2 separate regions of the Mus musculus genome follow, and region 1 is linked to region 2. The links are chromatin loops, found by intact Hi-C in ENCODE. Cell type or tissue: left cerebral cortex. All regions are shown on one strand. Each heading gives the region's core, and the rest is flanking DNA. Links, peaks and the distances in the headings are about the cores only. Region 1 overlaps Slc35f1 (solute carrier family 35, member F1). Region 2 overlaps Slc35f1 (solute carrier family 35, member F1).

Evidence for each region. Peaks named below come from ENCODE experiments on the same cell type or tissue, not always from the same donor. Only the 100,000 strongest peaks of a DNase experiment are listed, where the experiment ranks them.
Region 1: it touches region 2 in a loop (7-fold over the local background); 3 of 42 quality-filtered maps call a loop at or near these places.

The regions. Positions count from the first base shown.
Region 1 is chr10:52,919,078-52,934,557 of GRCm38, reverse strand. It overlaps Slc35f1 (solute carrier family 35, member F1), which reads right to left. Exons shown (of 8, transcript NM_178675.4): 2 at 1,291-1,466. Among named protein-coding and RNA genes, the nearest start is that of Gm40647, 120 kb to the right of the region's middle. In left cerebral cortex, for the core only: no CTCF peak of the experiment used is centred there; DNase peaks (open chromatin) are centred at 8,049 and 11,210; H3K27ac peaks cover 1,521 bases.
Region 2 is chr10:52,976,351-52,991,830 of GRCm38, reverse strand. The region is part of intron 2 of Slc35f1 (solute carrier family 35, member F1); the gene reads right to left. Among named protein-coding and RNA genes, the nearest start is that of Gm40647, 180 kb to the right of the region's middle. In left cerebral cortex, for the core only: no CTCF peak of the experiment used is centred there; DNase peaks (open chromatin) are centred at 8,840 and 9,286; H3K27ac peaks cover 1,046 bases.

The sequences.
Region 1 (15,480 bases), core at 3,268-11,267, 56 kb after region 2:
GTGTGTGTGTGTGTGTAGGGAGTTATTTATTCATGTGCTTGTGTGGAAGTGTTCATGTGTATATATAGGTAAGCATACATGTGTACATGTGTGTGTGTATGCATGTAAATATGAGAGACTGACATCAGGTAACATGCTCAATTACTCTCCAACTTACTTTATGAGACAGAGTGCTTTGCTGAACCCAGAGCTTGTCAGTTCTGCTCAGTCAGCTGGCAGTGAGCTCCAGGGATCTGCCTGTCTCTGTTTCCCCAGTGGTGGGATTCAGATGCATGCTGCTTTGCTCAAATTTTAAATAGGTTCTGGGGGTCTGAATTCATGTTTTCACACTTGCAAGGCAAGACCTTTAGCAACTAAGCCATCCCTGACACCCGCCACCATTGTTCTAGTCTCTAAGACAAAGCCTACTATTGGCTAAGTCATTATACCATAGCAGTATTATTTTAAACAGAAATCCAAATAAGGGCATGTAAGGATAACATACTGATAGTTCTTATGAAAGTTTCAAAAATGTGTAATTATTAGAACTGCCATTTAGCAATATATATGATTGTTTTCAAAGCTTTTGATGGTTATTTTTTCAATGGATCCTGATCAACAGATACAATTTAGAGGGAAATCTGGAGCTTTTTCTGGGGCCACAGACAAAAATTTGGTAGTGTAGGACAAAGGCGCTAAAAGAGTCTCTAAAATGACTTAACCCCCAACCCCCACATAATCTTTATGGGATTTATTCCTTTGAAAGGCATTTTTCTTTTATTGACTCTTGGGGAACTGGTTTCCATTGCTTTATTTCTTTAACATGTAAAATAGGACCACATGTAGCCATTTATGAGAGTTGCTTTTCTTTTATTCCTCTTGTGGTGTCGCTCAAATTGCCCATAGTCATACCTGTGTCACTTTCCTAAGGAACATACATTTGTCTGAAGTCCCCTTAGACAGCTCAGGGCTACCATGTTTAGGAAAGTTGCATTAGGCCTGTTCCAGGTTTCAGACAGTACTCTATTTAGATTCATTGAAAAGAATAAAACCCTTACCAGGAATTCAAAATTATGAGCAATTGTACTTTTCTGCAGTGTATATAGCTCCTGCGTCTTGCTGAATTCACATATTATTTCTTTGTGATATATTCATGCATTTTCTTTGTGATATTACTGCAAATAGCAAAGTGCGATCTGGGGATTTGAATCATCTTACTGATGCAACAAATGATAAAATGATATCTACTCATGGCTCATATCCTTCTCTGTGTTCATAGAAGTCATATTCCTGGGATTAGGGGCAGCTTACCTTGTCGGACAGCTAGGGTGGTGGTGTATACCAAGAAGAGGAGGATGTAGTTCAGAAAGCTCTGGAAGACTGGTGTGTTCGCATGAAAATCCTCTGCCAGGTACTTGCTCGTCAAGCCAATTCCACAAACGAGAAGGGATAACACTTGACCCAAAGCCACAGAGATTAACATCTCCCTGAGAAATGAAGCAAAACACAGCAATGTCAGCAAGAAACACATGAAAACAATGATAGTGAAATCCATTAGTAATTCACTGCAGACACTGAGCTAAAGGCAGTGGATACTATTTATTGTAATCCACCGAAGCAATGCTAGAAATCCATACAGTTATTCCTGAAACTTTATAGAGATGGAAACTAATGCTTGACATGGGTATTTAATTTGCTCATAGAACACACAGTGTGGATAAAACAAAACTAGGTTGTGAGATTGAGTCTCAGTGTGAGTCCCTGGCTTCCAGTCACTGTACTCCAGAAGCTGTTGAGGAAAGGGACTATCTTCTTGGAGCACAGTATGTGGATTAGTGATGTTGAGAGCCTGCCCAACCCTGCAAGCAGAAATATATTCCAGCATCAACTGTGTGTATAATTAATTGATAATGGGAGAAACTTTACAGATCAAGCTATTGGATCCAGAAACTCTTGACTGAAAGGTCTATACATCTAGAAATCCACAAGGACCACCTCTTGTGCCCTTCTAGACTCTGGAACTCCATTCTAAGAAGCTTTATTTCAGGTCTTTATTCTCTGTTTCTTAAGTTACAATTGCCTATATATTAAAGCTATTATTCCTGAAATAGATTCAGGACTATGGCAGTATAATAATTATGCAAATATTTTCATTGCTGTTTTCATAGGCAGTGCTCTTGTAGACGCTGAAGTGGGGACTGGAAGCAAGAGTCAAAATGTTCAGTTTCCATGGAAATGAAATGCCCACACAAGCTTTGTAGTCACACACACACACACACACACACACACACACACACACACACACACACACTCCTGCTCTGACACAGGAAAGCCTCTGGAAATAGGAGGTAGACTTTTCTCTGAAAGTTTCTTCTGACCTTTGTGGTTTATTTGTAGAAACAGCAGTATAAAAAGTGAGAGCTGTAGTATAAACACAAAGACTATAAGCAGAGGATATGTGTTATTATATATTTCTTCCCCCATGGATTTCTTCCCCCATGGAAGACACAATTCCATTTTTTTTCTGGATGGAACATGGATCTATTTTCCCTTTTTTAGAAGCTAGATTGGTCTGGCCTTGCTTTGGTCACTAGAGTACAGAGAAGGTGAAGCCATGAGAAGTTTTGCTGCATTTATGTTTTCCTGCTAAGAAACAGCTTCTCAGTAAGGTACCTGAGATGTACTATTGAATATGAGAAATTCCTGGGAAATAAAGAGAGAAACCCAGGCAGCCTTAGTGCCAAATATCTGAGTGAGGGTTTGGCATCCTCCTGCCTCCCTCATACTAAGTCAGTCTACACTCAGGAGAAGAGGTGAGTGATCCCTAGAGACTGTTGCCCAACTTGGAGAGTTATGAGAAAAATGAAATCCTGTTGCCTTGGGGCATACAGTTTTCTAAGAAAAGGACAACAGACAGCAGGAAGAAAGCCGTGAATGTTCCCTCTCCAAAGGCTTCTGAGTCTCTTCAGCCACGGGCATTCCTTCAAGATGGCAGAACAGAAAGCAACTTATAGTTCAACAGGGAACTGTGGGCCTCTTTGCGCATATGCTTCTGCAGAACTTCCATCATACCTTTTCCAGACTGACATCTATTCATTTTTTTTCAAAACTTGGCTCTTTTGTCACTAACTTTGAGAGGCCTTCCTACTCTCTTTCCCTTAGGACACATCTCATGTATTACTCTTACTTTTACACATTGCCTTGTCATTGCTGCTTGCTTGTTTGTTTAGTCTGTTCTGTGTTCAATTTTGACTTAGTAAGTTTCCTGAGTATACCTACAGCAGAGTAATACCGTTTAGAGGACTATAAAATGGAAGGCATAAAGACAATCATATGACGCAGTGTAAGCAGTTCTGAATATATAAGAGTATCAGGGCTAGAAGCAGAGGATCTCTGTGAGTTTGAGGCCAGCTCTGGTCTACAGAGAAGGTTCCAGGATAGCCAGGGCTCCTCAGGGAAACCCTGTCTCAAAGGGAAAACAAGAATATCACTGCTTTTTAAAAAGATCAACAGGCTTGAGGATATGGGGGATGGCAGAGCACATACTTAGCATGGGCAAAGTCCTGTGTTCAATCCTCAATGTTACAAAAGAAATTATAATTAATAAACACCCCCTTGCAAATTGAAGAAAAATAAAACACTGTAAAGAATTCAAATAACCTCAAAGATTTGTGAAAGTAATTTTTTTTTAAAGACTAGGATATAAGGTAATAGGGTTTGTTATGACATTGAGATGCACATCTGTTTTTCTTGGCCCTCTTCCCCCTCTCTACTCCTCTATTTTCCTACCTCTGCCTCTCTGATTTTCCTCTAACACATTGTTTCCATGCCATGTGAGTTTCACCACCATTTCTTTCCCATCCCCGATCCTTTCTCTGCTTTTCCAATAATTAGCTTAGTGTTATTTCATGTTTATTCAGGTTTTCTCTACAGGTATGTCTCTGCAAAGGTGTTGGATCCACTGAAATTGGAGTTACAGACACTGATGAGCTGCCTGTTATGTGGGTGCTGTGGACTGAATGCAGGTCGTCTGGAAGAGCAGACACTCTTAACCACTGAGCCATCTCTCCAGTCCTAGCCTCCCAACCATTTCATAACCCCCCCCCCCCTTGGCATTCTTTTTTCTAGTTTTGAGATATGTAGTCCTCACAAACTTTTATACCCATACATGTACATGTATGTACATATACACATACACATAAACATACACATACATATACATGCATTAGTATCTAGGATCTGCATGGAAGAGAAACATGCTATTGTCATTCCATATTTGGGATAGTTGGGTTGAAACAATACTTTCCAAGCAGCATCCATCTTGCTGTAAATGTACTGATTTTATTTTCATATAAATACTACATTTTCATATTCACTTTACTGTTTTTGTTTTGTTTTGTTTTGTTTTTGTTTTTGTTTTTGTTTTTTTTTTGTTTTTGTTTTTTTTTTTTTGGCTTTCTTTCCACTTTTTATTAGGTATTTAGCTCATTTACATTTCCAATGCTATACCAAAAGTCTCCCATGCCCACCCCCCCCACTCCCCTACCCACCCACTCCCCCTTTTTGGCCCTGGCGTTCTCCTGTACAGGGGCATATAAAGTTTGCAAGTCCAATGGGCCTCTCTTTGCAGTGATGGCCGACTAGGCCATTTTTTGATACATATGCAGCTAGAGACAAGAGCTCCGGGGTACTGCTTAGTTCATATTGTTGTTCCACCTATTGGGTTGCAGTTCCCTTTAGTTCCTTGGGTGCTTTCTCTAGTTCCTCCATTGGGGGCCCTGTGGTCCATTCAATAGCTGACTGTGAGCATCCACTTCTGTGTTTGCTAGGCCCTGGCATAGTCTCACAAGAGACAGTAGACATCTAGTTTTGTTCTATTTCTTAGCTATTGTGCTTAGAGCAACAATGAATACGGATGTGCAAGTATCTCTGTGGTAGAACTTAGAATCCTTCCGGTGTATATACATGAATGTTATAGGCGAGTCATATAGTAATTCTATATTTTTGTGTGTGTGTGATTTTTGAGAAATCCCTATACTCATTTCCATAATGGTTTCACCTATTTACATTTCTATCAGTGGGGAAAGGGGATTTCCCTTTTCCCACATCCTCAACAGCATTTGATGGTTTTCTTGAGGTCATCTTTTTCGACAGAAGTAAAATGGAATCTCAAACTTGTATCACTTTGTATTTCCTGGGTAGCTAATGTGTTGAATACTTTAAGAAACATTTATTTGCTAACTGTGCTAACGGAATCCTCCTCGTCCTCTTTCTGTTCTTCCTCCTTCTGCTCTACTTCCTATTCTTTCTTCTCTCTTCCTCCTCCTCTTGCTCCTGTTTCTTCTTCTTTGAGGTAGAGTTTAATGCAGCACAGGATGGCCTCAAACTCATTATGTGGTCAAGCATGACTTTGAATTTCTGATCCTCCATTATTTATATACAAACATATGCAGGGGTTTTGTTTTGTTTGCTTTCTGCAGAGCTGAGAATCAAGCTCACGGTATATTGCAAGCACAACAAGGATTCTGCCAAATACACTATATTCCTAGCCTTTGTATTTCATTCTTAGAGAATATTCTGTTTGGTTGCTTGCCTCGTTTATTGATTGGAGGATTTTTTTTAACGGTTCTTTAGATACTTTAGATAACAGTCCCCTGTCGGAAAAATTGCTGTCATGGATTGTTTCTCATTCTGTAGCCTGTCCCTTCACTCTGTTAATGGTTCCCTTTGTTGTATAGAAGCCTTTTAATTTTGTATAGCTCTGTCTGTCAATTCTCATCTTGGGAACCTAGGATATAGAGTTTCTTCAGTGGGATCATTAATGATGACTACACTGAAGAAAAATGGTGAGAAAAAGAAAAACATGTCAATTTTGAAGATTTCTTTGATGATATTTAATCTAATCACCATGTAGCACAATGTTAATCATAGTAGCAAATAATTTACAGGAGAATAATAATAATCCTATGATTGATAATTTTTGATCATTTGCCTAATATATACACTGAAGAGATATTGGTAAAATTACAGCTAGTATATTAAATGGTTGCCTCTGATGCTGAGTATGCACTAGAGAGTGTTCTATGGAGTCTCCCTTCTTTTTGGACATGACTAAAACAGTACTATGACCTACTTAAATTATAACAATGCTGTTTAAGACCTTGGAGCATCCTGGACCAAATCAAGATACACAAGACTACAAATACTTACACAAGGCAATATAATTTTAACCTATCATGTAACTGACCCCAATGTATTATAAAATAGCCTTCTATATGCTACATGTAACATGTATAAAATGAAGAAGACATAGTCTGTCATTGGGAGACCATTTAATGAAACTTTTGACACTGGATTTTCAAGAAACTTGTTACAAAATTAATAAATAGAAAATAAATTTGTTTCAAATTGTTTTAAAAAGAAAGAACATCAGATATTTGGTGAGCAATAGGTCCACAGTCTAAATAAAATTTGCTACCAATTTGCGAACCAGGCCATGATGCATCAGACACTACAGTAGGTATGTCCTTTCTGACAATGTTTTATGCACAATGAGCCCATTGAGCCACTGAAGTCATCTGACAGGAGTGAAGCAAGAAAGTTGGTATGCCACTTCCTTTGGTCTTTTACCTACCAAGCAAAATATATTAGGCTGTGACCTTATAAGTTTTAGTAAAAGATATAAACTGTCTGAAATACCCACTGACATGAATAGATAACAAATCTAGTTTATCTATATAATAAAAATTATTAAAAGGTATAATACACAGATGTAAACTATTTTGTGAACAGATCTCGTAAACATTTGAACTAAAAAGCAATCTAGTATGAAAACACTATGAGCAAGCCCACAGAAATAGAGAATATGTTAGAGGTTACCTAGGGCTGGGAGAACTGAAGAGAAAGGGTTTGACTGACAAAGCTATTTTGCTTCCTTTTTATGTGATGAGATACGTCAAACTGAAGTGAGAGGTAAAAAGAAAAAATGGGTATATATTTGTGTGCAGTTTTTGCTTATGTACACACATTCACCTGTGTGTGTTTACTTGTGTGTACACATTCACCCGTATGTGTTTATATGTATGCATGTAGAACTGAGAGGTCGACATCAGGAGACTTCCTTGATTGCACAGAGCTACATTTCTAAACTTGCCAAACTAGAGACATTAGACTGAAGCTAGGTGATATGATTTCAAGTCCTAAATTTTGAATTACAGTGTTGTGCCACCATTAGTTGTAAAATGGTTCTGTTTTCAGAGAGTGTATGGAGCACAGAGATAACCTAACAGACTAAGTTTTGGAAACATTTTTCAAACAGTAAAGACAAAACCCACAGCTGGTCTGACTAACAAGAACTTTTCTACTTTTTGATATACACCTTTCAACAAGAGGCCAACACAAATCTACCTTGTTTATTTAGCTAAACAAAGCTGCAGACCCATCATGTTGAGTATGTACTTTCAACTATCAGTCATGTCTTTCAGCCACTGCCAGTCTGATTGAATTGAGAATGCAAATTATGATTTTATAGGACATGATCATAAACATCATGTAGATAGCAGGGGGTTGCAATTAATTCCTTACCAGAACAGCTCATGAGCTCATTCTTAACTAAAGGGGGCTAGAAATCAGAGCTACTGGAGCCTGCATGCTTGAGAGACTTATTAGAGGCATACAAATAAAATAAATAAGTAAATATAAAACCTCCTATTGCCTAAATGCTCATATTCTAACTCTGACCCCTGTCCTGCCATTTTGCCTCCCTCCGAATTTCTGAAGGAGCTAATATCTATGTATGGAAAGGGTAAAGTGTTAGAAGGTTGACAAGATGGTGCCTTCTCTTAGCTGGAAAAAGTACAAGCAATGAAATGGAAGACACTCTGTTTTTACTGTAACCCATCTGCCAGTTAGAAACTGAGATTAATAAACTATTTTCTAGTGCATTTCTGAACAAGCCCAGAAAGGTGCTATCTTGCAAAAAAAAAAAATTCTAAAAATGGTGCTGGGTGAAATTTTGCAGAGTGAGCTGTTGGTTATTCATGTCGTATACAGCACAGCGCAGCAGATGCATTCTAACATAGATACAGAGTTCCTATAATTTTAGTAGCAGAAATGGAAAGGAGGTTATGATACACATTTTCATCTTCTTTGTGCATTTAAAAGGACATCTCATCCACTTTAAATGCAGACGGACTAGACAATGAAAAATGCATGAGTCTCAGGAAAAAATGGTGTTGCTGGAAACTGAATACCCACTACAACAGAGCTTGTACTCATAAATACTGATATGCCTGTTATCAACAGCATTGTGTTGTTAAAGATACAGAATTTAGAATGGGGTAGGGGATAAGCCTCTGGTACAAATTAAACATTCAAAATAATAAGATTAAAAATAAAGTATAAATTCTAATGTTTCTTTTAATCATAAAAATATGTTCTTTTAAAAGGTATCAAGAATGTCAACACAGCATTACATAATCATATCACTCTATAACTTTTTTTTCACCATGAGAGTGGAATACTTATACTATCATCTTGAATCAGAACAAATCAACCTTCCTGTTGAGGTATGTTCATTCTGAAAATGAGTCTCAGGGAAGTTTCATCAGATTTGAGTCAGTACATGCATTCGGAGATGCATATATAAAGAATATTTAAGCATACGGGTTGGTATAAAAGCAATATCACTTGGATGTGGGAGAAGCATCTGTTATATTCTGTTATGAATTGTAGTCCACTGACTCTGAAAAGCCCTTGGCTAAAAGGTTTGGCCTGTAACTGAGAATCAGTAGAATTCTACATAAAGTGATTATTAGGCCAGAAACAAATGCGTATGCTGAGAGATTTGACACTGACTGGGGTTTCTTTCTTTGAAATCTGAATTCCTGGGCTGAATCTATTCATTGGCTCTGTGGTATCATTTGGAATTGTGCTTGCCATTAAGTAGAAGAAATCAAGTAAACCACAGGGGGTCTTCCTGTTATGTATCTTTGATGGACTAAGTATGGGAAATATTTGAACTTTAGTGTAACAGAATGAGTCATGGATAATTTTAGTGTTTATAGTTCGACAATCCTATTATGAAAGCAATCCTCAGAGAGAAAATAATAAAGGTCTTTATTCTGATGATGAAGACTTGATTTGGCACTGTGAAGTTGGCTTCATGTTTTTTTCCAAAGAAAGGAAAAGAAAGCTTTAAGGAGAGAGTTGGAACTTCCTGTCCCTGTCAGGTCTACTATGTAAGTGCCATGATTTTGACTATCTCCCACTTTGGGTGTAGGGTCCTTTGTGTAAAATAAGGATATATGAAAGGCCTGCATATATGATACCTCTTCTACAATCCAGATACAATACAGCTGGCATACTCCAGCTTAAACCTTCTCCAGCTCAGGGGCTGGGCTGTTCTTAGCTATATAATCCAGCCATTTTGGTTATCTGGTCTACTCTTTACCTTGTTGAACAGCTTCTTGACCCAGGCTGCCCATCTTGGTTGGCAGCTCCTTTCTCGCTCTCCCCTCTCACCTCTCCTCACATGGCTCAGTACCATGCTCCTTCTGGACTCTCCCAGATATCTCTGCCTCTGGCAATTCTTTCCCTCCAGCAGCAAAACAGGGCATCACTCCAGGCTTGCAATTCCACAGTTAAAACTATGACCCATAATTGTTCCTGTCTGAAAGAACTGCAGGGATGGAAATGGAGAGGAGCCTAAGGAAAAGAAGGTCCAGTGAAGCCCAAAGTTGGATCCATTCAAGGAGAAGACCCAAGGCCTGATACTATTACTGAAGCTATGGAAGCTCACAAAAAGAAACCTATCATGACTGCCCTCTGAAAGATCCAAAAGGCACCTGAAAGTGTCAGATGCAGATATTTGCACCCAACCAATGGACAGAAGCTGCTGACCCCTGTGGCTGAATTAGAGAAAAGCTGGAAGAAGCTGAGGAGGAGGGCGACCCTGTAGGAGGACCTGCAGTCTCATTTAACCTGGAACCCTGAGATTTCTCAGACACTGGACCATCAACCAGGCAGCTTATACCAGGTGATATGAGGCCCCCCAATATATATACAGCAGAGGACTGTCAGGTATGGGTTCAGTAAAAAAAGATACACCTAGCCCTAAAGAAACTGGAGGCCCCAGAGAGTTTGGAGGTCTGGTGGAATTGGGGATTGTTCGTGGGAACATCTTTGTGAAGACAGGGAGGTGGGGCAGAGGTATGGAATGTAGAAAAGTTGGAGGGTAGACAGGGAGGGAATAAAATCTGGAATGTAAAAAAATAATATATATATATATATATATATATATATATATATATATATATATATGAAAAGAAATAAAGATTAAAGTGTATACTAAAAAAAAATGTAGATACTAATGTATATTCCAAAAGGTCATTGTGAAGATTTAACAAGGCAGTTCATATAAACTGCTTCCTGTACTATCTGACGCATGGGAAATACTCAGAATAACAGTTTTCCCCATGTGGAGTCCATTTAGAAGTACCGGCTCATCAATCACTTAGAGCTATCAACCTATATGATTGTTCTGATACATTCAGAACATTGCTAACGTGTATCTCGAGTTAATTGCTCCCAAGACTAATAAATATATCCTCAAACTAAGAAAGCCTTTGATATTCTTGTCTTTTAGAAAGTCAGAAATGACAGCAGTACAGGGAGGGAGGGAGGAAGGGAGATAGTTAGAGAGACGGAGAGAGAGAGAAAGAGAGAGAGAGAGAGATAGATAGACAGAGAGACAGTGAGAGACAGAGAGACAGAGACAGGCAGACAGAGACAGAGACAGGCAGACAGAGACAGAGACAGAGACAGACAAAGAGAGAGAGATGGAGACAACTTAACAGGTTTTCAGCAGGAACTTCCGACGAGTTCTCACGCTCCCTAACATCTTCTTGGAGAGCAGATCAGTGTAACCTTTTAGGATGACTGTTACTGTTTGTTTTGTGCATTTTAAATGATTTTGACATTTTTCATTTCAAAATGCTTTTAGCTTTGCATTTTGAATTACGTTAGTGAACTCTGGGGCCAAAAGGCAAACATTTAACTTTGAAATCCACCGAATGAACAAAACCAAAGGCAGCAAACAGACAGACTGGCTCACTGTATCTTAACATAAAAACCAGCGTCAGATTTCATTATTTTATTCCACATGTAACACATTCCTATCCATGAAGGGAAAGGAAATTATACTCCGCCGAGTGCCAACCTCCTCTGCACACTGTGAAAACGCACTTGAGAAATGTGTAATCAACCAGGATCGCAGCTTATGCCTTTACTTGCAAGAACGTGCAGGGGACACAGCTAAATAGCTAAGTCTCGCCTCACTGCAGAAGACCAATACCTGGCTTTTGCCCTAAGTCAAAGGACCCTCTGTTCAGAGGCTTGTGGACACTACTTTTATTTTTCTTTGCAACAAGAGATGATAGCAATTTTCCTGCTTGATTGATATGAGTAATAAATTATATCAATAAATCATATCAATCATTTATTGGTATGAATAAAAAGCTATTTTATTTAAACCTTTTTTTACAGATTGCTTATAACAAAACATAAAAATCATGTCAAAATTTAATGTGTATAGCATGGGTGGAGAAAAAAATTGTTGTGGAGGAAAGGACCTCCTGTAGGAATAAAAATTGGGTATTTATTATAATTAAATATTATAATAACTGGGAAGAAACTGACTTATTGAAATTACTAGAGCATGGATGAATATAACAAAATTGGGAAAATTTCTTATCATCACCCCAGGCTCAAAATGAAGAGATGGAAGGGATAACCCAAAGTGTGGGATCTCCGAAGACTTTCTCTATCACTTTATAGAACATATGGAAAGACCAATGGGATGGCTCTCTGATGGAGGGCTGTCCACAGAGCATGCTTAAAGAACAGAGGAGGCTGACCAGGGTACACATGGATGCTGAATTTGCTGATTAAACCAATGGCTATTAGCAGATGATTTAGGAGCCTTCATGTGATACACAATGTTCTACCTTTGATTTTAAAAGCTATCAAGACTAAAACTGATAGAATGTCAGGTGAAACAAGAGAAAGAGAGGTACTGTAAGCCAATGATGCAATGGTGATGTTGACTTAAGGCTTCAACTGAACACCATATTAGACCCCCACCTACTGGGAACCACTGACATGTCAAGAATAAAAATGAAAAAAAAATAGAGCTCTCTCATTTGTGCACATTAATTGTATATTAATCATTTTCCTAGCGAAAGTCATTGAAAAATACCTGTTAGCTTAGTGAGAGGCACTCTGATATAGCCAGCCTCACTACATCCCATCTCAAGAATAGAAAAGAAAAAGCCATTGTCCCTTCCTAACTGACCTTGCTTCAGTATGTTATGCTTCTACAGGGGCCTTTGAGACGAAGCAATCACCACATTTTTTTTTACTAAATTCATTTATAAACCACCATGAAATGGATACAATGTTTATGTCTCCCCAGAATTCATATGCTGAAATCTCCACTATGCAGTGATATTAGGAGGTGGGGTCTTTTGTAGATACGTGTGTCAAGAGCAAAATGATTATGAATGAAATCCATTTATTATAAAAGAAATCACTTTTGCCTTCAACCATATGAAGTACAGCAGCAATGCACAGCCCAGCCAAGAGTGCTCATCATTTGAACTCAATCATGGTAGCATCTTGATCTTAAACTTTCTTCTTCTAGGACTGTGAAAAATAAATTTTTTGCTGTTTATAAGCTACCCAATCTATAGTACTCTAGTATAGTATCTTAAATGAAGACATGCATTTATTTTCTTTATTCTTATGTCAAGATGGGTAAATCAAAGTCATTTTAGATCTTTGACATACTCTGTCCAGCACAGCCACGTCACCAGTAAAGACTATACTAATATCCAACAGCAGACATCCATTGCAGAATGTTGTCTTCTGTGCATTAAATGGCTGTTTACTATTTTTCCCAGGGCAGTGGTGATTGCCTACTGGAAACCCACAAGATTGAACCTGTGATATTCCTGTATATAGAGAGAGGCTAAGGAGCACATCAGGCCTCTTCTGAGATTTCAGACACTCCTGTCCCACACGCATGCTCTCAGCTACAGGTCATTTTGCCTCAGTTATACATGATCTAGGAGGTGCTAGAATGGACATTGGACAGGAATTTAACCAAAGAGGGGATCCATCTATTCAGCTCTCGAGAGGCCATCATCATGGGATGACAGCATTCTATACTGTACATGTGGGACTTAATTCCTACTCCTCTCATGACCCCATGAAGCTGTGCATGAGCAGGAGAAGCCCCTTAGTTCATCCACCTAGAATGGGTGGAGTCAATTCTTTGGACTGTCAATCCTGCCCTATCTAGACTGACTAGTTTTTCATATCTCAGCAGAAAAAGTTACCTCAATGAAGATGTAGTGAAATAATGAACAAAAGAATGTTACAATTTTTCACCTTTTGGATGAGAAATAAAGATGGCCTAATTTAATGCCTTAATAACTAGCACAAATGCTGTAATGTAACTGTACCTATTCTCTTTTTCCTGTTTTTTTTTTTTGATAAAAGTATATTTTCCTATCTCTAGTCTCCTTTTAACCCTACTTGAAATCATTTACTACTTTTTTTTGTTCATCCAGTAAATGTTTATTGAGTATCTATTATTAATAAGGCACTATTTCTCTGGTGGTACAAGCTCTAATCTCAGCACAGGAAGCAGAGGCAGGCAGATCTCTGTGAGTCTGAAGCTAGGCTGGTCCAGCAGCCAGAGCTATGTAGAAAAATCCTGTCCCCTGTCTCAAACACACACACACACACACACACACACACACACACACACACACACACACACCCTGGACCCCAAAGACCCCTTAAACTTACTTAGGTTATGGTTAAGAAAGCAATAAGGCTGTCAAGAAGGCTTATCAAACTTGACTGCCTGAGTCTGATCCCCCAGATAACCACACCTCAAAAGAAGAAAACTGACTCTCTCATGTTCTCTGGTCACATGTATGTTGTGGAACACATGCACCCACAAATGTCCACACATAAGTAAATGTAACATCTCTGAGGAGGAATTCCTTTAAAAAGCAACAAACAAATCCTGCCTCTTTCTCAGCAGCCACCGACTTCCAGTAGCTCCTCAGTTAGGAGTCAGGAGCCTTTCAGAGCCCTCCTACATGCGGGCAGGTATCTTAGCTGATTTGACTTTGTGCATATAGTCACAGATGAGCTCCTGTGTGCCACGGCGCAATCGTGTCTGGCAAATACTGTTTCGGTGCAGATCTCCACTACCTCCGGATCTTAAAATCTTTTCGGTGCCCCTCCTCTGCGATGATTTCAGATTCGTGGGGGCAGCTGATCCATTTATTTTATATTTTATGCACATTGGCATTTTGCCTCTCTACATGTCTGTATGAGGGTTTCAGATCCCTTGGAGCTGGAATTACAGATAATTGTGAGCTGCCATGTGTGTAGTCATTTCTCCAGCCCCTAGCCATCCGATGTAGAGTTTAGCACTCTGTGGTCTCTTTTCTCCTCTCCTGGAAGCTTTAGTTTTTTTAAAAAAAAAATTAATTGTATTTTGGGGACAGAGCCTGTCATGGAACTCATGTGTGGAGGTTAGGATAACTTGCTAGAGTTGATTCTCCTTATGCCTTGTGGGTTCCAGGGGTCGAGCTCAGGTTGGTGGCAATCTCTTTATCTGCCGAGTCATCGCACTTATTTCTCGAGACAGGATCTCTGTATGTGGCCAGGCTGGGAAATCAAATCGATGCAAGCTGTTTCTATTTCTAAAATGCTAGAGGATAAGCCTGCACTAGAATACCCAGTTTTTCTACATATTTGACAATAAAGTTTTCCTCAAGGACTTTTAGTTCCGGTAACCTCCCAGAGAGAAGACAATTTTTCATGCATTCAATACCTCTTAAGGTGCATTATCTGCCACAATGTATCTGAGGGCTAAGAACAGCATTTGGACAGTGCTATTATACCACTGACCTGTAAAGATAGAAAGCACTGTGATCAGGAGTCCAAGGCAAACCTCCCCTATATGGCAGGTATAAGGCCAACCTAAGCTATATGAGACCCTGTCTCAAAAGTCATGACTGGAAATAATAAAGAAAATTTAGAGAAAATATGTGATATTCTTTTTGGTCTCTGAACGTAGAGAAGCTCAGAGTTTTGGGAGAGTTTTACATTAGTGAGATTCATGGCCAACTCAAAAGTAGTTCTTTGTTTCCCTGGAAGATGAACTAGGCCAGCATCCTCACAATGGCATTTATTTAGTACTCATGCAGATCTGGGCCTTTAATGATTATGTTCACAGAGACCAACTACAAGCAAGTACAGTGATTCTACTGAGGAAAAAAAGGCCACTTCTAGCCATTTACTATTTTTAACAGTCTCTAAAGAAAAAAAAGTTCTAATTCCATCCTTGATTCCCTTGGTTTCTGAACTTTCCTTCATGATGGTGAAAATGATTTAAATTGGATGTGAATACAATCTCCT
Region 2 (15,480 bases), core at 4,344-12,343:
GAGAGCAAAGCCAGGAAGAGTCGAGAAGAAAGGGTGATTAGCTAAATTAGAACTCCCCATCTTGTATTTGTGTAAGGAGGACAACATGACATTTTTCTGTGCTCAGCATAAAGCTTGGGGCCTCGGGGAGTGGTGGAGAGATGGAACGCTAGTCAAACCCTCTGACGCTGGTTTACATGAACCCTGACCCTTGGCATGAACCCTGACCCTTGACATGATGATTTGGTATATAGTGAGTGAATCCATGTTAATAATCATGCAAATTAACATACACATCATTTCACAATCACTCTTTTTTTGGGTATAATAAGAGCATGTAAAACCCAAGTTACTTAATAAATCTCTAATGTGTATTATTACTATGCCGGGGCCTAGCAAACACAGAAGTGGATGCTCACAGTCAGCTAATGGATGGATCATAGGGCTCCCAATGGAGGAGCTAGAGAAAGTAGCCAAAGAGCTAAAGGGATCTGCAACCCTATAGGTGGAACAACATTATGAACTAACCAGTACCCCGGAGCTCTTGACTCTAGCTGCATATATATCAAAAGATGGCCTAGTCGGCCATCACTGGAAAGAGAGGCCCATTGGACTTGCAAACTTTATATGCCCCAGTACAGGGGAACACCAGGGCCAAAAAGGGGGGAGTGGGTGCGCAGGGGAGTGGGGGTGGGTGGATATGGGGGACTTTTGGTATAGCATTGGAAATGTATATGAGCTAAATACCTAATAAAAAATGGAAAAAAAATAAAATAAAATAAAATAAAAGCTATATTCCTCATACATTAGCTCTGAAGACTTACTTATCCTGGAATACTTATACCGCCAGGAATCTCAGTTCACTTTGTCAGTTTCTTTGGCTTATTAATTTCTGAAATTACTTTTTACTTTTTACAAATCTTTTTGAGGATTTCATACTTGAATACTGTATTTATATCATTCCACCCCTGCTTCGTCACTCTCCAGTGCCTCCTTAAATTCCTTAAATCCATCAAATTCATATCATTTTCTTTCATTATTATTACATATACATAAATAAATATAGCCTGCTGAGTCTTTTTAGCATTTCTTATATTTATGTGTGTGTGTGTCTGTCTGTCTGTCTGTGTGTGTGTGTGTGTGTCTGTGTGTGTGTGTGTGTCTGTGTGTGTCTGTGTGTTTAGGGATGACCACTTGGGATTGGATAATCTATCAGGAAACTCATTCCTAAGGAAGACTGAGTCTCTCTCTATATATATAGCCCTGATTGCCTGTAGCTCTTCATTCAGGGTTAGCTTTTGTTAGATTTTCCCCACTTCCAGATTTTCAACCACGTGGACATGTTAACTAATGGAATTGTAGAGGTCTTGTTTAAGCAGCCGTATTTTAAATTTTCATGGCTGCAGCCACCCAGTCGCATATAGAAGACTTAGTTTCTTAGCAGAAGTCCTGGTTTTCTTCCTCTTACAATCTTTCTGTTCCTTCTTTCCTGATGTTCCCTGACCTTTAGGGGTGGGAGTTGTGTTGTGTGTATCAACCTTTGTCACTTGTTCTCTGTATTTTGACTAGTTGCAAATTCCTGTAATGATATCTGTTTGCTACAAAAGGAAGCTTCTTTGATGAAGGGTGAGACAGACCCTTATCTGTGGGTATAAGGATAAGTACTCAGGCTGCAGTTAGGTATTCATACTGATTTAGGCAAGTGGCAGGAGTGGTTTCTCTTGTTATTCATAGTGTCAAAGCTTGGTAGGATTCTGGATCATTTTCTCCCTTGGCAGCTGGCACGGTACTTCCCAGTGCTATGAAACAGTCCCTCGGGAGGAAGCTTCCACATCGCATCCAGTTCCAATTCGTCCAAGTTCTGTGTCCAGAACGTTTGGTGTGTGTGGTGTCTTTAGCAATGGGAAGAAGCTCTCTGAAGCTCCTGGGATCAACAGTAACAGCTTATGTTGTTTTGGGAGTCTCTTCCCCTCCGCTAAAAACTCAAAAGAAAGTTCGTCACATCTGGGGCTGAGGATTTTGTGAATTTATGGCTCTTAAAAATAGCAATATTGGGCTGGAGAGATGGCTCAGAGGATAAGAGCACTGACTGCCCTTCCAGAGGTCCTGAGTTCAATTCCCAGCAACCACATGGTGGCTCACAACCATCTATAACAGGATCTGGTGTCCTCTTGTGGTGTGTCTGAAGATAGCAACAGTGTACTCATATACATAAAATAAATAAATAAATCTTAAAAAAAAAAAACAGCTATATCATCCCAGGTGGCACACCTTCATTTAATGTGTATGTTTACACATATATTTGTATATTATATACACATTTTAAGTAAATATAAAATTACATTCCCTATAGCTTTTTCAAACATCAGTTATGTTGTTTATTCCTCTTTTCTTCCTCTCCCTCTATATTATCATCCCTCCCCTGTTCTCAGCTAAATCCTACCACCCTATTTTTTCCATTTCCCACTTCTTAGCACCTTTTTTCTAGAGTTCCATCTCTCCACCACTTGCACCATGACGCTTTGTGTGAACTAAAGTTTCTTGAAAAGCCTAATCCGTGTTGAGGCTCTGCAGATAGGCTTGATAGACTTTCTCTGATTGTGGAGTACTGGAATGTTGGACATGAAACTGAGAGCTGAAACTATCTTATGTTCTCTTTAGTGCCCTTAGAAGCCATTTATCACCCGACTCTGGGTCTGATCTAACATCTGTTTGACTATCAAGTAAAATGTTTGGAGTGTATTCACTTAACTGGCCGCTGGTTTCTATCACTAGTTTTTAAAATGTCATCAGATGGCATTTAAAACTGTAGCAGCAATTTCCTTACCTTGCCATAACCCAGCTGTCTGGTTCTCCACAAACATATTTGATAAATGTATTGATTCATGATTGTCTTCTGTTTTGTGGCTAAAGGAAGGTTATGTAATCATTTCCACAGTGGAACATGCTATTTAGGAAAGAGTCAAACCTGTGTTTCCAGTCACTATTCAATAGTTTAGGACTCAGAACAATTGATTTTATTTTCCTGTTGGAATGATACCTGTGTTACATATAGAGTTGAGTACAAAATGTCCTCCATGGGCTCTGGAGGCTTCATCTGAAGCCTGGGGCATAAATTTCAGGAGATAAAGGGAATTTTAGGAGCTGGATAAAGTGTGACTATTACACATTTCATTCTGTCTTCTATCTATCATGAGCTGAACAGCCCTGCCAGGTGAGCAGCCTTGCTACATGGTCTTACTGCTACAGTGACTTCCCTTACTATGGGTTCAAGATTGGCAGAGCCAAGGACTATAGACCAACTGCGACTGTGAGCCAAGATAACTCCTTCTTTTTTTAAATAATAAATGAGTTTAAAAATAATCATTCAGTTATTTTGTCATAGCAATAGACCTGATTGGTACAATTTGCCACTCAGTTTATTTTAAATTTTACCATCACAAGCCTAACATGCATATCTCACAATGATAACTGGATATACCCTTTCATGCCAGTAGTGACTTTTCTTACAATAATAAGGCTTTGTAGTAAAGCTTTAGGTCAGGCATGGTGATTCCACCAGAGGTTCTTTTATCCTTGAGAAGACTTTTTGCAATCCTAGGTTTTTTGTTATTCCAGATGAATTTGCAAATTGCTCCTTCTAATTCTTTGAAGAATTGAGTTGGAATTTTGATGGGGATTGCATTGAATCTGTAGATTGCTTTTGACAAGATAGCCATTTTTACAATGTTTATCCTGCCAATCCATGAGCATGGGAGATCTTTCCATCTTCTGAGATCTTCTTTAATTTCTTTCTTCAGAGATTTGAAGTTTTTATCATACAGATCTTTCACCTCCTTAGTTAGAGTCACGCCAAGATATTTTATATTATTTTAGATACAATTTGCTAAACACATGAAACTCAAGAAGAATGAAGACTGAAGTGTGGACACTATGCCCCTCCTTAGAATTGGAAACAAAACACCCATGGAAGGAGTTGCAGAGACAAAGTTTGGAGCTGAGATGAAAGGATGGTCCATGTAGAGACTGCCATATCCAGGGATCCACCCCATAATCAGCATCCAAACGCTGACACCATTGCATGCACTAGCAAGATTTTATCGAAAGGACCCAGATGTAGCTGTCTCTTGTGAGACTATGCCGGGGCCTAGCAAACACAGAAGTGGATGCTCACAGTCAGCTAATGGATGGATCACAGGGCTCCCAATGGAGGAGCTAGAGAAAGAACCCAAGGAGCTAAAGGGATCTGCAACCCTATAGGTGGAACAACATTATGAACTAACCAGTACCCCGGAGCTCTTGACTCTAGCTGCATATGTATCAAAAGATGGCCTAGTTGGCCATCACTGGAAAGAGAGGCCCATTGGACATGCAAACTTTATATGCCCCAGTACAGGGGAACGCCAGGGCCAAAAAGGGGGAGTGGGTGGGTAGGGGAGTGGGGGTGGGTGGGTATGGGGGACTTTTGGTATAGCATTGGAAATGTAAATGAGCTAAATACCTAATAAAAATGGAAAAAAATAATAATAAGGCTTTGTATGGTGATCAGCCTAAGCCAATGGTCAGCCAGCATATGATGTGACCAAGACCGCTAGCTATGCAAACTCCATTGAACTTTGCCTTTATTTCTTTTTCAGTATAAACTTGACTGTATCTTCCCTGTATAGCCATAATGAAAATAAACTTCTTTTCCTCTTCACTACCAATTTATAATTTGTTCTTCATTTGGTCTTCTGAGCCTAATGGCTGATACTTCTGACACTCCTCTCCCATAGTGCTGTTTGGCTCATACTGCCTTAGTAATTCTACATAGATACAAAACTGTTCTCTTTGTTCTATGTCTTCCCATTTCTTTTCCCCCTATTATACTTTCTGTTTCTATTTTGCATCTTCTTTCTTACTATTTTTTAAAACATCCTATCTACAATTGAAGTGATGTAGTATTTTTCATTCTTTGGCTTATGAATAGCATTCCATTTTTATATGTATTGATAGGTTCAAGTTAAGTAAAAACCCATATTAATCACAACAGCATTGTCATGGAAACAGACATAAAAACAAATGAAATAGAACTATAAGCCTAGAAATATCCCAAGTATATATGGTCAAATAATTTTGACAAGTATACTCAAAAAAACACAATGAGAAAAATTCTCTTAATTATGTTAGGAAAACTGAATACATGCAACAGAATAAAATTAGACCATTTAGCCCACATACAAAATAAAGTTCAGTAGAATAAAGAACTAAACATAAGACAGACATTGGAAAACTCTTAGAAGAGTATAGCTGGGGCAATGGTGGATCAGAACCTGCAAGAGTGACCAACTAATAACTGGTCCAACTTGAAGTCCAAGTCACAAGTGGGGGCCTGTGCCCCCCCCATATACACAGAGTCAATGAAATGATTCCTAATGGTATTCTGCTATACTCATAGATTACGTCATCGTCAGAGAGGCTTCCTCTGGCAGGTAATGGAGCAGATGTAAAGACTTACACTCAAACACTAGGCAGAGACTCAAGAAACCTCATGGAATAAGGGGAGAAAGGAGTGTAGGAGCCAGAGGGGTCAACTACACCAGGAAAACACGAATGTCTTAGGGCCCAATGTGCTCTATCACTAAGGAAACTTTTTATAGCCTGATTTTATGAAGGCATTTTCTCAATTAATGTTCTGTCTAAGATAATTCTAGCTTGTGTGTCAAGTTGACATAAGACTAGCTAGCACAACAGCTCACAGAATCAATTATTCAGGGCTCATAGGTGCTCACAGAGACTGAAGCAGCAATCACAGAGCCTGTGGGTCTATGCTAGGTTGTTTGCATAATTCTGTGCTTATTTAGCTTGGGGTATTTGTGGTTCTCTTAACAGTGGGAATTGGGTTGTCTGACATCCCAATTTTGCCTGCTTTTGGCATCCTTTCCCTCCTATTAGGTTGCCTCATTCAGCCTTGATATGAGGCATTGTACCTAGTCTTATTGCATCTTGTTACGCCATGTTTGCTTGTTATCATCGGGAAACCTGCTCTTTTCTGAAGGGAAATGGAGGAGTACTGGATCTGGGGAAGAGGAAAAGTACAGGGAGACCTGGGAGGAGTATAGCAGGAGAAGACGCTGTGATCCAAATGTATCATATGAGACAAGAATACATTTTCAAAAAAGAGGAGGACAGAAAAACAAAACTCTTTGGCCTTCTGAATGAGTTTCTTGATGTCAACAACAGGTGCAGGAAACTAACTAAAAACTGATCCATCCCATATATACCTACCAAACCCAGACACTATTGCATATGCCAGCAAGATTTTGCTGACAGGACCCTGGCATAGCTCTCTCTCTTGTGAGGCTATACCAATGCCTGGTAAATACAGAAGTGGATGCTCACAGTCATCTATTGGATGGAACACAGGGCCCCTAATGAAGGAGCTATAGAGAGTACCCAAGGAGTTAAAGGGGTCTGCAACCCTATAGGTGGAACAACAATATGAACTAACCAGTAGCCCCAGAGCTGTATCTCTAGCTGCATATATAGCAGAGGATGGCCTAGTCGGCCATCAATGGGAGGAGAGGCCCTTGGTCTTGCAAAGATCATATGCCCCAGTACAGGGGAATATCAGGGCCAGGAAGCAGGAGTGGGTGGGTTGGGGAGCAGGGTGGGGGAGGGTATAGGGGGTTATGGGGATAGCATTTGAAATGTAAATGAAGAAAATATCTAATAATAAAAAAAAAACCTGACAAGCTGGACAAATGTGCCAAACTGAAAACCACGTATGCCAAAAGAAACAATCAACAATATGGGTAAGAAAATATTTGTTAATCATATCCAGTAAGGGGTAAATTTCATATGTATATATACATATATATATATGTACATGATGTATACGCGTAAGTATATGTATTGGCAGGCAAGTGAGCCATACAGACAGACAGAAGAACTGGAAAAGCTGAATGAGTCCAAATGCTGTGAAACTCAGAATTAGAATGGTAGGAGCACAGCCAGCGCACTGCCTAACTACTTGCTCTGGAACACATAACCATGATACTCAGAGGACCATAGCAATCAGTCATATAGCATTAAATCCTGGAGCTCTCCATTCTAATGAGGTATCTAGATATGCTCAGCCAATGAGCTTCCCTTCCTGGGCATTTCTTCCTACGAATCCCTGGTTCACTCTGAGTAAGGTATACGCATTCACACTCGCCATCAAATAAGGCAGTTTGAACAAGTATGGACCATCTCTTCATCAAAAATCAATACGGGGGAGGGGCTTTGTTTTAAAAAGCCACACCCAAAAAAGGCTCCTCTCTTTTCCAGTCCCTCCAAACTCTCAGAACTCACTAGGAGCCAAACCAGGTTCTGCCCCCTCCCCTGTCCCGGGCTTTGCCTTCCACTTCTTAGCTGGTAAATGGGTGCCCTGAGGGGAAGCTCAGACCAGGGACCTCATTCCCACCTCCCATTGTTTTGCCAGTGGTGCCTGGGTACATGGGAGACTGAGAACCACAGCAACTGTCCCAGACTCTGCTGTTTCTAACTCCAGAAAAAATGTGAACTGAGGACCCCTGTTACAGACTATGTTCTTCCTCCCCTAAGCAGTGTGCTGGCGGGGCTCAGAACACCCCAGTGGCAAGGCAGACGCTTAGCCTGGCAATTGTACTTATACATATTTACTCCTCAATAGCTATATGACACACATACACACACACACACACACACACACACACACACACACACACACACACATGCATGAGAGTGTGCTTGCATGTGTATGTGTGTGTATGTGCATATATATATATGTATGAGACAAACAGCAGCAACAGAAAATAAATGCTGACAAAGGTGAGGAACAATATGCACTGTTGAAAAAAATGTTAATTGGTAACACTGGTAGGGCATTCCCTCAAAAAGTGAAGAAGAAAAAACCTAGCATATCACCCACTGCAGTACCAATCAACAAGGGAGCAAAATGATCACTTCATACATGTGTGTTTGCACCCTGCTCAGTATCAAATCAGTCATAACACTCAAGGTCTAGAATTAACCCAAGTGTCCAGTACTAAATGAATGGATAAATACCAGAGAGAAGGAGGCAGGGGGGAAGAGGGGAGGAGAGGGAAGGAGGGAGGGGTGTTTATAGATATGTTGTTTATCTTTTTAAAAGACTTTTTCCTAGTCCATTGAGTTACTAATGTTTCCATAGCTTCAAGAACTTCAAAGAGAAGTGTAGTTTTTTTTTTTTTTTATACTGTCTTTTTCTTTGGGTAGACTTTAGCAAATGAACAGTTTGAAAGAGAGCAGAGATGTGGTACTATAAAAGGCATTTTGGGGGGCTTGGTAAATGTCAACCGGAGAATAGAGCTGAACATTTTGTAGGGAGTCTGTGAGTTGGGGAGTCCTCGTTAGACTTGAGTCCTTAGGAGAGCAGCACAATGAAGCAATCAGACTAAGAAGTGAAGTCTTCGGGGAGAACTGACTGACTATTCAATGGCTTGACCCAAAGTGAATTAAACACACTGTGCAGCGTTTACAGAGGAACCAGCCAATAGGAGTTCAAGCTGTTATTCTTGAAACTACTGTGGGTGGCAACGTCCAGGGACAGTGAGTGACCTAAGTCAGCATCTTTTCATGTGAGGATCTGGCAAATGATTCATATACAAGGAGTGAGAGGAGAGCTCCCCTCTGCCTGTAACAAGGACTATTTCTAACTCCCACTTGAGAAAATTCTGCTTTCTGGCTCATGCACCTTTTAGATTAATGTGCTTCCTAAAATTGAAATGACTCATTAAAATCTGTACTTTGAGGGAGCTGGTGGCTTGGTTCACACATTTCTAAGAGAGGTGCTTCATCTGGAAGCTTCTGGAAAATTCTTTTTAACCACCCACACCCTGGATACCTAGAGGAAACATGACTTCTGAGCTGTCAAGGAAAAAACCCAAACAGAGCCAAATGGAAGTGTTGTTATCATCAGAGAAAGCCTGTCGTGACCAGAGAGTGAGCAGTAGTAAAAAAGGCAAGAAAAATCCAACTTCTGTTTGTAATTTCTTTTCCACTTACATGGCAGAAAACTGCTCTCATGACTTGGACACAATTTCAAGTCCTACTTATTTTGGCATATATTTGGAGGAGAGGGCTGGATTAATAGAACACTTGTTGGTCTCTGTGAAAATGATGACAGGGAAAGGACTAGAAATAAAACCATGCTCTCAACACTGAGGGCTCCATTTGACAGGAAAGCAAGCCCAGTTTCTGAGTTTCTGTGGAGGGGAAGGCCAGAGAGTGGACATGGTCGCAGGTCACGTGCTTGCCTTGCACAGGGTGCTGCTACGTGAATTATCTCATTTTACAGTTTGACTCAGACAGGAAGCAAGAGTAGTGAGCAATCCCAGCTGCATACTCCTGAAGAAAATGTGTTAGGTCCAGAAGGTAGAGATGGGATGATATAGAATGAGACCTGAACAGGAATGGACAGGGATTGATAATAGAACGGTGCAGTCTTTGAGGGAATGAATGACTAATTATAGAAATTGCTGCCCGTTCTGGCTTTAGAATACATAGTCCAGACCCCAGGAAGCTAATTTTGGTTTAAGCTAGCTAGACAGGAAGAATTGGCCCTTGGGTAATGCAGACAAGTCTCTGAGTTTATCACCCATCCTGGAATGTATTGCATGTCACCTCATTTAGATAGGCACAAATTGCTGGTCTTAATGTTGCGTTTGTTTGTTTGTTTGTTTGTTTGTTTGTTTGTTTTGGAGTATGTGTGTGTGTGTGTTTCCCCCTGAGAAAAAGACTCACTGTGTACTACAGGCTGGTCTTGAATTCAGTCATCCTATTTCCACCACCCTGATCACAGAAAGATGCCCATGTCCATATTAACACCCGCTTGCTCACTTTTAAATTTCTAGAAACTAGCTTGGTAGCTAACATACCAAAGCAACCAAATAAACAAATCCTTCTGAATTAATGTCAGGAGCAGCGAAGCAACACATATTTATTATTTGAAACGTGGGCAGACTCGTTCCCAATAAATTTGGTCAAAATTAAAAACTTATTTTTACCTTCGACATGTTTATTTTGTTAATGTGGAGATTAGGAAAGGAGTAGGGACGACAGTGATTTACATGGCCCAGAGGAATAAGTGAATTTAATTTTTAAAAAATGCAGATATGATACCATGAAAAATAAAGGAAGCCGAATGAAAATCCACTGTGGTAACTACCTAGAGCTGAGCTCCTGAGAAACAACTGGGAAGAAAATCAAATAGGGGATGCTGAGGATGCTACTTATAAAGAACACAGTACTGTGTTCTGTGCCATGCTCTGTACTCGGTGTGGCTGAAATGAACTCAAAAGAGTTTCCTCCTTTCTTGGCACCCATATCCTACATGGAGTAGTTAGCATCAAACATACCCAAAATGCAACTCCAGACCCAGCAGGGCATAGATTGTCACGTGTGTACATACACACATGCATGTGGTGAATATATGTATAGAAGTGACAACTGTACACATGGCTACACAGAGAAGTTGAGCAGGTCACATGCATATGTCCCTGACCAGAGGCGACCAAGAATAAAACTTGCAAGGCCAAATTTTGTATGCTGCAGGTAAATGTCAGAACAAAGTCTTTATGAAAATAAAGTGTGTGTGTATGTGTGTGTGTGTGTGTGTGTGTGTGTGTGTGTGTGTGTGTTTGGGGGGCTTGAATAGAGAGTTGAATGAAAATGAAATGATACCATTTTTGGAGGTATAATTTGAATTTATTCATGCTAGACAACTGTGGTGGTTTGAATAGAAATGGACCCCATGAATTCATAGCTTTGAATGCTTGAGTGGTGCTTTTTGACAGGGATTAGAATTGTGGCCTTGTGGGAGGAACTATGTCGCTGAGGATGTGCTATAGGGATTCTAATGCCCAAGCCAAGCCCAGTGTCTCTCATTCTTCCTGCTACCTGCTGAGATGTACCTCTCAAGCGTCATGTCTTCCTGCCTGCCACATGCTTCCTGCCATGATGATAAAGAACTAAATCTTTGAATGTAAGCAAACCACAGTTAAGTGCCTTCCTTTATAAGAGGTGCTGTGGTCACAGCATCACTTCACAGAAATAAACTTCGATTAAAACAATAATACATGCCAAATTTTAATAAGAATATATATATATATATATATATATATATATATATATATATATATATATATATATTACCAAACAAGAGAAAACTAACCTTTGGCATCACAGAACTTAAGACACAGAAGCTTAGAAAGATCAGTACTAAAGTTTGGAGCTGAGATGAAAGGATGGACCATGTAGAGACTGCCATATCCAGGGATCCACCCCATAATCAGCATCCAAACGCTGACACCATTGCATACACTAGAAAGATTTTATTGAAAGGACCCAGATGTAGCTGTCTCTTGTGAGACTATGCCGGGGCCTAGCAAACACAGAAGTGGATGCTCACAGTCAGCTAATGGATGGATCATAGGGCTCCCAATGCAGGAGCTAGAGAAAGTAGCCAAGGAGCTAAAGGGATCTGCAACCCTATAGGTGGAACAACATTATGAACTAACCAGTACCCCGGAGCTCTTGACTCTAGCTGCATATATATCAAAAGATGGCCTAGTCGGCCATCACTGGAAAGAGAGGCCCATTGGACTTGCAAACTTTATATGCCCCAGTACAGGGGAACACCAGGGCCAAAAAGGGGGAGTGGGTGGGCAGGGGAGTGGGGGTGGGTGGATATGGGGGACTTTTGGTATAGCATTGGAAATGTAAATGAGCTAAATACCTAATAAAAAATGGAAAAAAAAAAAAGAAAGATCAGTACTCTCAGACACAAGTGCCTTCCAGTTGAGTGAGTGACGGAGGGTGTAGCCAATTGAAGGACACTGTGATGCTCAAGAGTAAGCCACACAACATTATCCGGGCTATTGTTGTTAGTATTACAAATTCACTGTTTCAAGTCTGATTCTCGATAGAATCTGGAAATCTATATTTTGAAGTGAAATGCTATCATGTTAAAACTGCTTTCAAATATTCTGGATTTTTATAACCAGTGCACAGGTCGAGTAGAATATTATCTGTAGTCCAGAATTGGCCCTGCAGACTGTCAGCTTCCTCCTTCCATGATAAAATATAACATAAAATAACAGTATAACAGTATATAACTGTATACATTTTGTATATATATATAAAGTGGACAATCAGAGAATACCTGAAGCTATAAGTAATGGATGCCTCCCACAGGAAACTGCATCCCAATCAAAGATGCTACATGGATGAACTAGTACGTTGTTTGGTTTTGGCATTTCTACTCATTTTGTAGCTAGTAGCTCTTTTGAGACTTTTTTCTCCATCTGTGTTTCCCTGCTGCTTGCCCTTAATTCAAATTGGTGCCAGCTTTGTTTTAGTGCCTTGGGAACTCAGGCAGGGCCAGTACATAAGTAGCCTGCAAATCTTCCTGGCTTTTATTTTTCCCAAGCCTGAGACTATAGAAGTTGGTTGCAGAAGTAAAGGAAGAAGGATTTTGTGGTGTAAGCATTCTAGGATAACCAAGGGACAAGTAGCTCTTATATCCTCATATAGCCATGAGAGAAATTACTCTCAAAGCTTGGTGCCACAGGCCTGTAATCCTAGCTAATCCATGAGCCAAAACCATTGCCTGCTGGGCAATCTAGTAAGAACCTATGCCAGAATAAATAGTAAATATATGTCTGGGAATATAGCTGAATGGTGGAAGGCTTGCTTAGCATGCATACAGACCATGGCTCAATCCCAGCATGCCAGAGGTAGAAGAGAAACAGTATGTTTCAGAGGAGTGAGCATCCTCTATCTCTACCTCTTCTTCATGTTATGGCTATAGCATGCTCTACAGGCAGCTTTAAAAGCCTGTACACCAAGCATTCCATCAGACATGACAATGGGTAGTGTCCTACCTTCTGGAGCCTGTACCCCAAGCATGCCATTAGACATGACAATATGTAATCTCTTGCTGACTAGAGTCTGTAACCATGACCACAGAACCTTTGTCTCATTCCTGACAAAGAAAAAGTTCTTGTAGGGCATTCAGAAAGGGAGAACTCCTATTATGAACAAAGTGAGGTTTTCCTCTAAGTAGCTAAACTTAAAATAGGTGGAATCACAGATAATGAAAAGAATCTTGTCTCCTCCACAAGTAGCTTGCAACTGAAACTCACCAAATTTTGTTTGTAGGTTTGTTTGTTTGTTTGGTTGGTTGGTTGGTTGGTTAGGGGGCATCTCTCTGTAAACATTTAGGTTAAATGCTTAGCAGGGAGAAAGAGGAGAGAGAAGTTGGAACATTGTTGCCTTTCATGGTCTTTGGATACTGGAGAGGGAACGCTCACCTAGAATATTTTTTCCCTTCAGAGGATACTAGAGAGACTGTACTCAAGCCCAGAACTTAGAGACCCTGGAACTAGACCTCTAAGAGTTCTCTGTTTATGTATGGTGGAACGTGGTCTTAGAAACACTTAAGAACCTCTCTTCATAATTATTGCAAGATGCACTCACACTGCAATGGATGGGCTTGTGTGGTCTTTACAAATATGAGGCAACTTGTGTTCTCTGACCTAATTTTAAAAATACCACACTCAAGAAAGAGCTTGAAATATCTAAATCACACTCAAAACAATTTAAACCAGTTCTTAGAGCAAACAGTGTGGTGGCTTACCAGCAACTGTACAGAAATCTCTGTTGGAAAAAAATCCTCAGTTCTAAAGGTAGAGATGGAAAGAAATTTATTTCTCATTCAGAGAGAGACAGGAAATGAATGGGCAATTAAAGATTAGCTAGTATTTTTCTTGCAAGGAGGAAAAGAAAACAAAAAGGAAACTAAAGGGAAAGAATGATAGCAGAAAGAATGTTGGGCTTGAGGTAATTTGCCAACACATCTGCTAATATAAAATTAATTGCAGTCACGGACATTGAGGCTATCTAGATAGCATCTGCAGTCAGGCTGTCTCTTCTAAAATAAACCAGATTAGCACTCACACTCACAAGAGCTTACTGGGGAAATTCATACTGTAAATTTTAAGTATGTATTTTGAAAAACGGTTGGGTTTTTATTTGTTTGATTTTTTTTGCTGTTTTGATTTTTTTGTTGTTTTGTTGTTTGTTTGTTTTTTTGCTTGTTTGCTTGTTTGGTTTTTGTCATCATTGTTTTATGGTCACTGTCAAGTACTGGAATGACAATTTCAAGTGCTGTCATTTCATGGGTTATATTGAGGATATCTCTGAGATCCTTTGCATGTTAACAGTGAACCCTCATTGTCGAGAATGCCTTCTGAGTTTGGAGGTGAAATTTGCCTTGAGCTTTATCTCTGGATTGGAGCTTCAACTTAAACTGTGACCATAAAACACAAACATGCTACCAATCACAGGCCTTCTGTGATGGATGTCAAACCTGCCACCAATCGCAGGCCTTCTGTGATGGAGTTCAAGCATCCCACCCATCACAGGCTTTCTATGGTGGATTTCAAAGGCACTGAGAAAGCTTTAGAAAACAAATGTCTCCACTGTGGGTAGGATCTCAAGATGTCTGTGGTAATGGTAGTAAACTGCAGTGATCAGAGCTGCACAGTGTTTCTTATTTTGAAAACAGGTTTTGAGAAACACATTTAAGTCTTAGAGCTAGACCAAACAGAAATCCTTCCAAAGTGAGCATTTCTAAGAAACAATAGAGCTTAACATCTCGGTGTGAACATGGAAATCCCCACAACTTAAGTTCTACTACAATGGCCTTTCATTGTTAAATTCAGGCAAAAATATGTATCATATAAGTTTTTGTACAATATGTGTCTTTGATAAGTTTTCAATGGTCTTTTGAATGCTTCTGTACAGTGAATATAATATAATGTAAAATGCACACACACATAACATAAACAATCACTTCATTTTGTAAAAATAAATAATATAGAACATCCATGTGTATTTACCCCCTGATTGTTTTTAAATTGATTTTTATGCTTGGGTTTATTGATGCTTTGTGTTTAAATCATTCTCTACTAAATTTTTTAAACCTAAATGAATAACAAAGGATTGATGAAGGAAATATGCAGAAAAATTAATTTAAAGCAAAGATATAATACAAAGTATTGCCCTAGTGTGGGGAGCCGCCCTCACATCGCCGTTACAAGATGGCGCTGACATCCTGTGTTCTGAGTGGTAAACAAATAATCTGCGCATGTGCCAAGGGTAGTTCTTCACTCCATGTGCTCTGCCTTCCCCGTGACGACAACTCGGCCAATGGGCTGCAGCCAATCAGGGAGCGACACGTCCTAGGCGGAGGATAATTCTCCTTAAAAGGGACGGGGTTTCGCCATTCTCTCTCTTGCTCTTGCTCTCTTGCTCTTGCTCTCTTGCTCTCTGGCTCCTGAAGATGTAAGCAATAAAGCTTTGCTGCAGAAGATTCCGGTTTGTTGCGTCTTTCCTGGCCAGTCGCAAGAACGCGTGTAAGACCCTAGTCAAAAGTTACTTCCTTAAGACTTAAAG